Regions from separate parts of the Homo sapiens genome. Here region 2 is linked to region 1. A link is a loop called in an ENCODE intact Hi-C map of the cell type or tissue named here. Cell type or tissue: B cell. All regions are shown on one strand.

Region 1 (5,000 bases):
ATTGTAGACCTAAATGTAAAATGGAACACTATAAAACTCCTGGAAGACAACACAGGAGAAAACCTAACTGATCTTGGGAATGGCAATGACTTTAGGGCAATACCAATAGCATAATCTGTGAAAAATATAATTGATAAGCTGGACTTCATTAAAATTTAAAACTTCTGCTCTTCAAAAGAAGAATGAGAAGACAAGCCACAGACTAGGAGAAAATATTATAAAAGACGTATCTGATAGAGGACTGTTATCTACAATATACCCAGAACTCTTAAATCACAACAAGAAAATAACACAATGTAAAAATGGGCAAAATACCTGAATGAACACTTCATCAAAGAAGATATACACATGGCAAGTAAGTATATGAAAAGATGTTCAATATCATATGTCATTAGGGAATTGCATATTAAAACAATAAGATACTACTACACACTTACTTGAACGGCAAAATACTGACACCACAAAACGCTGACAAGGATGTGGAGCAACAGAAACCCTCATTCACTGCTGTGGGAATGCAAAATGATGCAGCCACTTTGAAAGGCAGTTTGGTAGTTTCTCCCAAAACTAAATATACCATCCAATCCAGCAGTTGCACTCCTTGGTATTTACCCAGATGAATTGAAAACTCATGTCTACACAAAAATCTGCACATGATGTATAGCGGCTTTATTCATAATTACCCAAACTTGGAGGCCACCAAGATGTCTTTCAGTAGGTGAATGGATAAACCGCAGCACATCCAGACGATGGAATATTATTATTCAGCACAAAAAAGAAATGAGCTATCAAGCCATGAAAAGACATGGAAGAACTTTAAGTGCATAAGTGAAAGAATCCGATGTGAAAAGGCTGCATACTGTATGATTCCAACTATATGGGATTCTGGAAAAGGCAAAACTATGGAGACAGTAAAAGGAGCAGTGGTTGCCAGTGGTTAGGGGACTGAGAAGGATAAATAGGCAGAGGACAGAGGATTTTCAGGGCAGTGAAACTATCGTGTATGATACCATAATGGTGGATACATGTCATTACATATATGTCAAAACCCACAGAATGTGCAACACCGAGAGTAAACTCTAATGTAAACTATGGACTCTGGGTGATAATGATGTGTCAAAGTTGGGTAATCAATTGTTACCAAATGTACCACTGTAGCACAAGATGTCCATGAGGGGACAAGTTGTGTATGTGCCTGTGTGTACAGGGGATATATGGGAACTCTGTACTTTCTGTTCAGTTTTGCCCTGAACCAAAAACTGCTCTATAAGTGTTCATTAATAACAGTAATTTTAAAAGACAAGGACCCCTTCTGACCTAGGGAATCTCTGGTGATGGAGGGGGAAGGGTGAAGCAGTCCCCTAGAAAGTGTAGATTTTACAAAGTTCTTCAACTGATTTTGTAGAGCTAGGTTTGGAACTGCTACCCTACTCTATGCTATTCGCCCAAGTAGTGGTTCCCAAACCAGGTGTCAGGCTTCAAGGCTGTGCAATATTCCTCATTACACGGTCTTGGCCCTAAACGCATGCTTTCCCGTCTCCCCACAAATCAAGACTCTAAAATGCCAGGGGTAGAAGAGCGGCACTTTCCTGTGTACTGAGTATGGGGGAAGGGAGAGCAGTCAAGCACGGACTGGCTGATTTTAACCCCCAAAAGGGCTGAAGCTGATACGCTTTGAAGATCGACCACGGCAGGAATATCTTGTTTTCTTTAATCCATCAGGGGGTTGTCGCACTTATTAAGTCCCACAGCTGCAGTTTAGCACGGAGGGGCTGTCACGTCACCAGGCCTCCCTGAAAGTCCTCCGCTCCAGCTCTGCGATTGGCGCTGGGGTAACAGGAGGGGAAGCGGGTGCTTTTCATCGAGCCTGCAAGAGGGGGGCCCAGGCATCGAGGCTGGGGAGTCGTGGGTAGAGCCCCGATTCCAGCCAAGACGCCACAGGACATAAGTAAGCGTGGAGGGCAAAATGACTACCCAAGCGCAATTCTGTAAGGCCGAAGGGACGTTCTTCCAACCTCTTAAATTTCCCGGGTGCCACGCCCCTCAATTGACGGCCCTGGATTCCAAGGTGTCGCGCCGGAAGTGACCTCACGGTGGTGGCGTGGAGACGTGGGGGCGCTTCCGGCAGCGGCGGCGGTGGTGAAGGCCGATGCTGTGGGGGTGGGCGTGGAGAGAATTCTTCTGTGGGTCCTCTGGTGTTGAGTGGTCGGCTTGGTGTGGTGTGCGGAGGAGCTCCAGGCCCGTCGGCGCGGAGGTGGGAGCGAAGGGAGGCTACTGGTTTGTGGACGGTCGTGGGAGGGGGCTGCCGGGGTTGCTTTAGGCTTCAGAGTTCCAGGCCTCGTAGACCTTTATAGAGGCAGGCAGGCAGGCAAGAGCTGGGGGCTTCATCGGATGAGCAGGGGACCACGTACTACGGGCGGCCCCAGGAGTTTGGTTTGAGGTGGAAGGCTGAGGACTGCAGGATTCTAAATAGTATGGGGATTGTGTGGGGAGTGAGGCATTAGCTGCTTGGGCCCTTAGTCCAGCCTTGTTGGTGGCTGCTGCAGTTCTTTGGCTCACTCACTCTGTTCTTCGTGCCTCAGTTTCCCTTTGCATAATGAGATACGGTGGCAGAGAAGAACGCCAGTGCCACATCCATGACTGATAGCTTGAGGACGGAGATGAACTGGAGGGTAGAAAAAGAGGATGCCTGAGAAATTTATACCTACCAGGTCACATCTTCGAATCCCAGGAAGTTATCCCTGGATTCATTTCTGCCTTTGATGCAAGTCTGTGGTTCTTTTCAGTACACTTTGTGTGATATTGATTGTATGTATCAATACTTGACTTGCTGAGTGGTTAAAGTGTTTTGGTTTGTGGGAGGCATAGTCCTTGTTGGCTTGGTCAGTTAATTTTCAGTTAATCTCCCAATAGCAATTGCTTCGCCTAACTCTTCAATTGGGAGATTAGTTGAAAATCAACTGACCAAGCCAACAGTCTTCTCCTGTGGTTACAGGTGAGGAACTCGCGACCCAGAATGGTTTTTCTTCTCTTCCTTCGCCACAGACCAAACCGATTTCAGTCTGCTGTCTCAAATACAGGTCTTCACCCCACCAAAACAGAAATGGCTGTCTCCAAGCAGTTTAGTATTTCAACTGGACACCCAGATGGATCCTAATCTTTTTTTTTTTTTTTAATGAATGGCAGATTACGTGTACTGAGCACAAAATCCTCTTAGCTAGTTTCTCTGTATGATGTAAAAACATGACATTTTGTTTATTACCAATTTCTTGGTAGAGCCTCCTTGGCATAGGGCTGTGGGGCTAGAAAAGTGTCTCAAAATTTTTTACCTGTGACCCACAGTTAGATATATTATACATCATGACTTATTGTGCCCCTGCACACTCAGTGTGTACACACACACACACACCAATGAAAAGTTTACTTACCCTTTCTACAGAAGATGCACTCTAAAAAAATATTGGTTGCAACTCACTAAATTGAGTCTGACCCCTAATAGGTCATGACGTATAGTTTGAAAAATATTAAGGCCGGGCACTGTGGCTCACGCCAGTAATCCCAGCACTTTGGGATGCTGAGGCGGGTGGATCACCTGAGGTCAGGAGTTGGAGACCAGTCTGGGCAACGTGGTGAAACCCCGTATGTACTAAAAATACAAAACTTAGCTGGGTGGTGGTGGGTGCCTATAATCCCAGCTATTTGGGAGGCTGAGGCAGGAGAAACGCTTGAACCTGGGAGGGAGAGGTTGCAGTGAGCCAAGATATGCTACTGCACTCCAGCCTGGGCAACAAGAACTAAACTTCTCAAAAAAAGAAAAGAAAAGAAAAATATTAGACTAGGGCCGAGTGCAGTGGTGGGAGGATTGCTTAAGGCCAGCCTGGGCAACATAGCAAGACTCTGTCTAAGAAAAACAACATTAGAAAATGTTTAAAATCCTTGCCATTTGTGAGATTCTGTAATTAATACAAAATGGAAGATGTATCATTTTTCTTTTCTTATCCAGAGAAGGGCTTACTAGAGTTCTCCTAAATTCAGCCAGAACAACAGGACAGGACATCCAAATTGTGGCTCAAAGGAGTGTAGTGACCATAATGATAGTGTGTCAGAATTTTAGCAAGGCATTTATGAAGTTTTTGTTTTTTTTTTTGAGATGGAGTCTCACTCCATTGCCCAGGTTGGACGGAGTGCAGTGGTGCAATTTCTGCTCACTGTAACCTCTGCCTCCTGGTTCAAGCGATTCTCCTGCCTCAGCCTCCCAAGTACCTGGGACTACAAGCATGCACCACCACGCCTGGCTAATTTTTGTATTTTCAGTAGAGATGGGGTTTCACCATGTTGGCCGGGCTGGTCTCGAACTCCCGACCTCAGGTGATCCACTCACCTCAGCCTCCCAAAGTGCTGGGATTACAGGTGTGAGCCACCGCGCCTGGTCTTACTGAGTCTTACTATAACTGAGTGGGCGAGATGGAGGAATTTGCCAGATTGTGGTAGTTAGATGGAGTCATGAGTTTGAAAATCTATGTATGGAGAGGTTTGATTTGTGGACACTACTTACAGCTGGAATTCCGGTGATCTAAACTGGGGTTTCATCACTTTCTTTATATACTTCATGTATTTGAGACCTTATCTAGAAGGTTTGCTTATTGGATTTGGTGCCTTTGTGAAGTAAAGAAAGAGTCATTTGGTTGGTGATTGCCAGAATGGGAAAAGATCTCAATATAATTTGCTCAGTGCTGTTTAATGAAATGAAGGAAGCATGTATAAATGTGAGAAATTGCGCTTGGGTCCAAACAAAATCAACTATACCTATTAGGGGAGGGTGGAGATGTGACCTCACAGGAGTTCTATAATAAAAAGATGTGATGTTTTAATCACCAATCAGTGGTGTGGTTAAGAAGGCTGTGAGAAGAACCGATGTGACCTGCATTAGTATATTGTATCAGGAAAATGCAAAATCTAGAATGAGAAAGGTTGCATCACTGGTAGGCTTGTACCTGGAA
Region 2 (5,000 bases), 190 kb before region 1:
CAGGTACACCAGTGCCACCTAGCCCCTGCTGTCCACCCTCCCCAGTTGCAGGATGGCAGTGACTACCTACCTCTGGCAAGGAGCCCAGTCAAAGCATGTTGCAGAAACTTGGGGCTCAGCCAACCCAGGGCAGGGGCAAATCAGGGGCAACCCCGGGGCAAATCAGGGAAAAGCTGGGGCAGACTTTAAGAGGCTTGGCCTGTGAATCAGGAAACCCAAATACCAGACCAAGCTCTGACACTAACAAGCTGTGTGGCTTTGGTAAATCCCTCCCTTCTCTGGGTCTTACTTTGTGTATCTAGAAATAAGGAGTTTTGGCTGGGCATGGTGGCTCACGCCTGTAATCCCAGCACTTTGGGAGGCTGAGGCGAGCGGATTACGAGGGCAGGAGTTCAAGACCAGCCTGGCCAACATGGTGAAACCCCATCTCTACTAAAAATACAAAAATTAGCTGGGTGTGGTGGCGCGTGCCTGTAGTCCCAGCTATTTGCGAGGCTGAAGCAGAAGAATTGCTTGAATTGGGAGGAGGAGGTTGCAGTGAGCCGAGATCGCGCCACTGCACTCCAGCCTGGGCGACAGAGCAAGACTCAAGTCTCAGAAAAAAAAAAAAAGGAGTTTTGATCCACAGTTGCTTAGGATGGGACTCCGGCTTGTGTAGGGAGACTCCATGGGGGTGGGGCTGAGGGTACCTGCCCTGCCTTGCAAGTTGAACTCTTCCTGAAAGCAGATGAGTAAATGGCAGATATGAATAGACATGGGTTGGATGAGGGAAGACCAGGAACAAGCCCCTTGGAATGAGCTTAGAGAAACTCCCCTGGCACAGGCCGGTGAGCTGTTTGCTTAGACTTAGTTGCTGCATGTGTCACTACCATCTGGCTTTGCAGAGCTAAATTGGGAGTTGTCAGCCTGGATTTGGCCTTGGGCAGGAGCCTGGCATGGGTGGGGTAAAAGTGGCAGTAAAAGTCACGGGAGGGCCTTAGCATAAGCCCTTCTGTACCCTGACCTCTGCACCGCACTCTGTCCTTTACCTTGTTAGGGTGTGCCTGGATGGACAGGGGTGTTTCAACTGAGAGCACTTTGAAGAGGAAGGGCAGGTTGCCATTAAAGGTGTCCTTGACCTTTGAGCCCAAGCTGTCCTGGTTCTCAGCAATCCACTGGCTTAGGGTCTTCTGTGAGATGCGGTTGTCAAGGATCTTGGCATCCCCTCGGGGGTGAGTCCCCATCCACAACTGGAAAGACAGGAAACTTGGGAGGGGAAGGGGGAAGAAACCTGCCACCCTGAGTTGGCCTGTCCCAATCCGTTATGCTGTGCTCCCCACAGGGCAACTGAGTCCTGGGAAAGGCCTCCCAGGTCTGGATACAAATGTTCATGCCATCATGGACATACAGGGAGGCAGTAGACCCAGGCCCTTGTCCAGACTCGGCCTCTAGCCATCTATGAAGACTTGGACTAGTTATTTCCCTTCTTTAGATGTATCTTCTTTGTCTGTCCAAAGAGGAGAATGACATCTGCACTGTCAAGGTAGCAGAAAAACTATGACTCTTAAATGATTCTTTCAGGGGTTAACATACATCTTCCAGTTTCAGAAGCAGAGGCGAAAGCCTTCCTATGCTTTGGCTTTTTCTCCACTAAATAGGCAGGAGAAATATTTTAGGTTAATAAAAATGCAAAAAAATAGTCAAAGTAAAAAAACTTAATTGTCAAAGAGGGCTGAATTAAAATTCACTAAGTGCTAAGAGTGGTTGGGGGAAGGAGAGTGCTGGAAATCCCAGCCTATTATGACAAAACCTCTCTTCTTTTTGATAACACTATCTAGTCCATTAGCCTGAAGAGCCAAGTGGGTCTCCTCCCTCCTTGCTGCCTCACCCTTCCCAGCTGATTCTTATGACTTGCCTCAGGCCCTTTCTCCTGACCTGCGGGTAAAGTGGGCTGAAATACAGCCCGGGGCTCACCTCTGCATAAGGCTTGTCCTCTGCGATCTGGGCCAGTGGATCACTGCTGGCCAACAGCCGCGCCACTTCGCTGTTGGAACCCATCTTCCCCCAGGCATACTGCTGCACCGCACAGGAAAGTGGGAATACTAGGGGCACAGACAGGGTCAGCTGCCACTCCACTCCTCAGGCCCCACCCTAGTGTCCCGGGAAACCAGGCAAGAGCTGGGGGTGCTCACTGGGGACAGAGTCAAATAAGGGTTTTGTAGGCTGTTGGATGAGACCCCCCTCCGCTGCAGGCCTCGATGTTCCCAACTGTCAGATGGGCAGCAGTAAGGACCTTGTGCTGATCTGAGGCAGGGTGGCGGGGAGGGAGCAGAAGGTACCTATCCCACGGCACGACGTCTAGAAGGGCCCCCTCCCCTCGGAGGTCAATCCCCATCGCAGGTGGCCACACCTCTGCCCGGCACCCACCCATCTTTCCGCGGAATGCCAGGAGCGGACTCAACCTGGCCGATAATGCCGGGAGTCGTCCCCAGGACGCGCTCCACGAACACACTCGCCGACACCCCAGCCAATGGCTCACCTCGCGGAGCGGCCATGCTCGCCCCCTGCACCAGGATTAAGCACGTATGCCTTTCCCGGCAGCCCCCGCGGCCCTCTGCGCCCAGAGCTTCACGGGAAATGTAGTTCCCTGAGCGTTCCGCCAGGCCCCGGGGCACCCGTGCCCAGAGGCTTACGGCCGCGATCTTCGGTCTCACTATTCATTCATTCTTTCCATCGCCGGGCACAGATGTACTGAAAACCTGCTAAGTACCACGGACTGTTCTAAGGGCTGGAGGATACATCAGAGAGCAAGATAGCCTTCCCTCTGCCTTTGTAGAGCGCTTACATTCTGGTGAAGGCAAGACAGACAAGTATTGTAAGCAAATCATGTAGTATGTTGAAAGGTCAAGGCCACAAAAAGTAAGGGGGCAGGTGGCAGTGGGAGGCAGTTTGCAGAATATAAAAGGCTGTCTGGGCAAGCCTCTTGAGGAGGTGAGGTTTGAGTCCAGACTTGGCGGTGAGGAAGGCAGGAGTGTTCTGCGGGGAGGAAACAGCCACAGCGGAAGCCAGAGCAAGGCGGGAATGTGGGACTGTGCCGGGCGTGTTGGGGAGGGAACTGCTAGCAAGGAGGCCACTGTGGCTGGAGCAGAGTGAGTAAGACAGGGGCAGTGAGGAGGTCAGAGAAGAGAGGAGGGGGGCAGAGCTTTGCAGGCTATTGCTATTGTGAAGACTTTGGGTTTTACTTCGAGTCTCAGCAATTACAGATTTGAGCAAAGAATTGCTGTGATGTGAGTAGGGACATACTAGTGATGATGATGGTAAATGTCACATGCAAGGCCCTTCACTGCTCTGAGCTTTGTAGAATGGGGTGAATAATGCCAGCCTGACATGCTTGTTGGAGGGTCAGATGGGATGACGTGAGACACCTATAAGGCAGTCAGCTCCCTGTGCTCCTCTGATCCTTCCCGTCCCAGGTGCTGTAGAAAGTCAGAACCCCAACTTCTACTCCAGGCTGAGCTGCTTACAAGTTGCACACACAGAAGTCAGGGGAATTACGAAGAGCTGTGCATAGGGAAGGATGGCCTTGGGCCTTGGCTCTGCAGTAATCTTGGCTATATCCTGTGGTGAAAGGCTTTGACATCCAGACCTTCTCAGTCAACAGCCTCCTAGGAGGAGGACAGTCAGTGGCTCAGGCCTGTAATCCTAGCACCTTAGGAGGCAGAGGCAGAAGGATTGCTTGAGGCTAGGAGCACAACAGTCAAAGCTCCGGGGAACCTGGAATGAGGAGTTACAGTCCTGACTCTACCCTCATCACCCCTGCAATACCCTCATTCCCACAGCCTCTACCATATGTGCCCAGGGGAAAGAGCGGGTGCCGTTTTCCCTGTAATCCTCTGCCCAGGTGTGGGTATCTATCTCACCTCCCCTGGGGTCCTCTGGCTCAAATAAATCAGCTTGCATTTTAAAGGAAGCTTTACCATGCACTAAGGAATAATAAAATGGATAATACAAGACTCATGACAGCCCCCCGCCTGGCCAGCCGCCCCGTCCGGGAGGGAGGTGGGGGGGTCAGCCCCCAGCCCGGCCAGCCGCCCCGTCCGGGAGGTGAGGGGCGCCTCTGCCCGGCCGCCCCTACTGGGAAGTGAGGAGCCCCTCTGCCCAGCCAGCTGCCCCGTCCGGGAGGGAGGTAGGGGGGTCAGCCCCCCGCCCGGCCAGCCACCCCGTCCGGGAGGTGAGGGGCGCCTCTGCCCGGCCGCCCCTACTGGGAAGTGAGGAGCCCCTCTGCCCGGCCACCACCCCGTCTGGGAGGTGTACCCAACAGCTCATTGAGAACGGGCCATGATGACAATGGCAGTTCTGTGGAATAGAAAGGGGGGAAAGGTGGGGGAAAGATTGAGAAATCGGATGGTTGCCGTGTCTGTGTAGAAAGAGGTAGACATGGGAGACTTTTCATTTTGTTCTGTACTAAGAAAAATTCTTCTGCCTTGGGATCCTGTTGATCGGTGACCTTACCCCCAACCCTGTGCTCTCTGAAACATGTGCTGTGTCCACTCAGGGTTAATGGATTAAGGGCGGTGCAAGATGTGCTTTGTTAAACAGACGCTTGAAGGCAGCATGCTCGTTAAGAGTCATCACCACTCCCTAATCTCAAGTACCCAGGGACACAAACACTGCGGAAGGCCGCAGGGTCCTCTGCCTAGGAAGACCAGAGACCTTTGTTCACTTGTTTATCTGCTGACCTTCCCTCCACTGTTGTCCTGTGACCCTGCCAAATCCCCCTCTGCGAGAAACACCCAAGAATGATCAATAAAAAAATAAAAAATAAATAAAAAAAAAAAAGACTCATGAAACAACGTACTCAATACCTCGTGCTTTGGAATACCACTCCTTTCCCTCATCTCCACTACCCAAGTGATATGATTTGGCTCTGTGTCCCCACCCAAATCTCATCTTGAATTGTAATCCCCACATGTTGAGGGAGGGACCTGGTGGGAGGTGATTGGATCATGGGGGTGGTTTCC

The links. A loop is a pair of places that touch in the nucleus more often than their neighbours do. Peaks named below come from ENCODE experiments on the same cell type or tissue, not always from the same donor. Only the 100,000 strongest peaks of a DNase experiment are listed, where the experiment ranks them.
Region 2: a loop joins it to region 1, with 19 times the contacts of the local background. A loop is called at or near these places in 2 of 110 quality-filtered maps.

The regions. Positions count from the first base shown.
Region 1 is chr15:74,693,134-74,698,133 of GRCh38, reverse strand. It overlaps EDC3 (enhancer of mRNA decapping 3), which reads left to right and starts at 2,110. Exons shown (of 7, transcript NM_025083.5): 1 at 2,110-2,254. RefSeq lists an enhancer at 2,061-2,150. In B cell, no CTCF peak of the experiment used is centred here; a DNase peak (open chromatin) is centred at 2,063; H3K4me3 peaks cover 1,834 bases; H3K27ac peaks cover 1,697 bases.
Region 2 is chr15:74,887,608-74,892,607 of GRCh38, reverse strand. MPI (mannose phosphate isomerase) reads right to left here and starts at 2,566. Exons shown (of 8, transcript NM_002435.3): 1 at 2,519-2,566; 2 at 1,954-2,081; 3 at 1,029-1,229. The coding sequence starts at 2,534. RefSeq lists enhancers at 2,240-2,319, 2,117-2,650, 2,440-2,739, 2,900-2,949. In B cell, no CTCF peak of the experiment used is centred here; a DNase peak (open chromatin) is centred at 2,587; H3K4me3 peaks cover 1,465 bases; H3K27ac peaks cover 1,419 bases.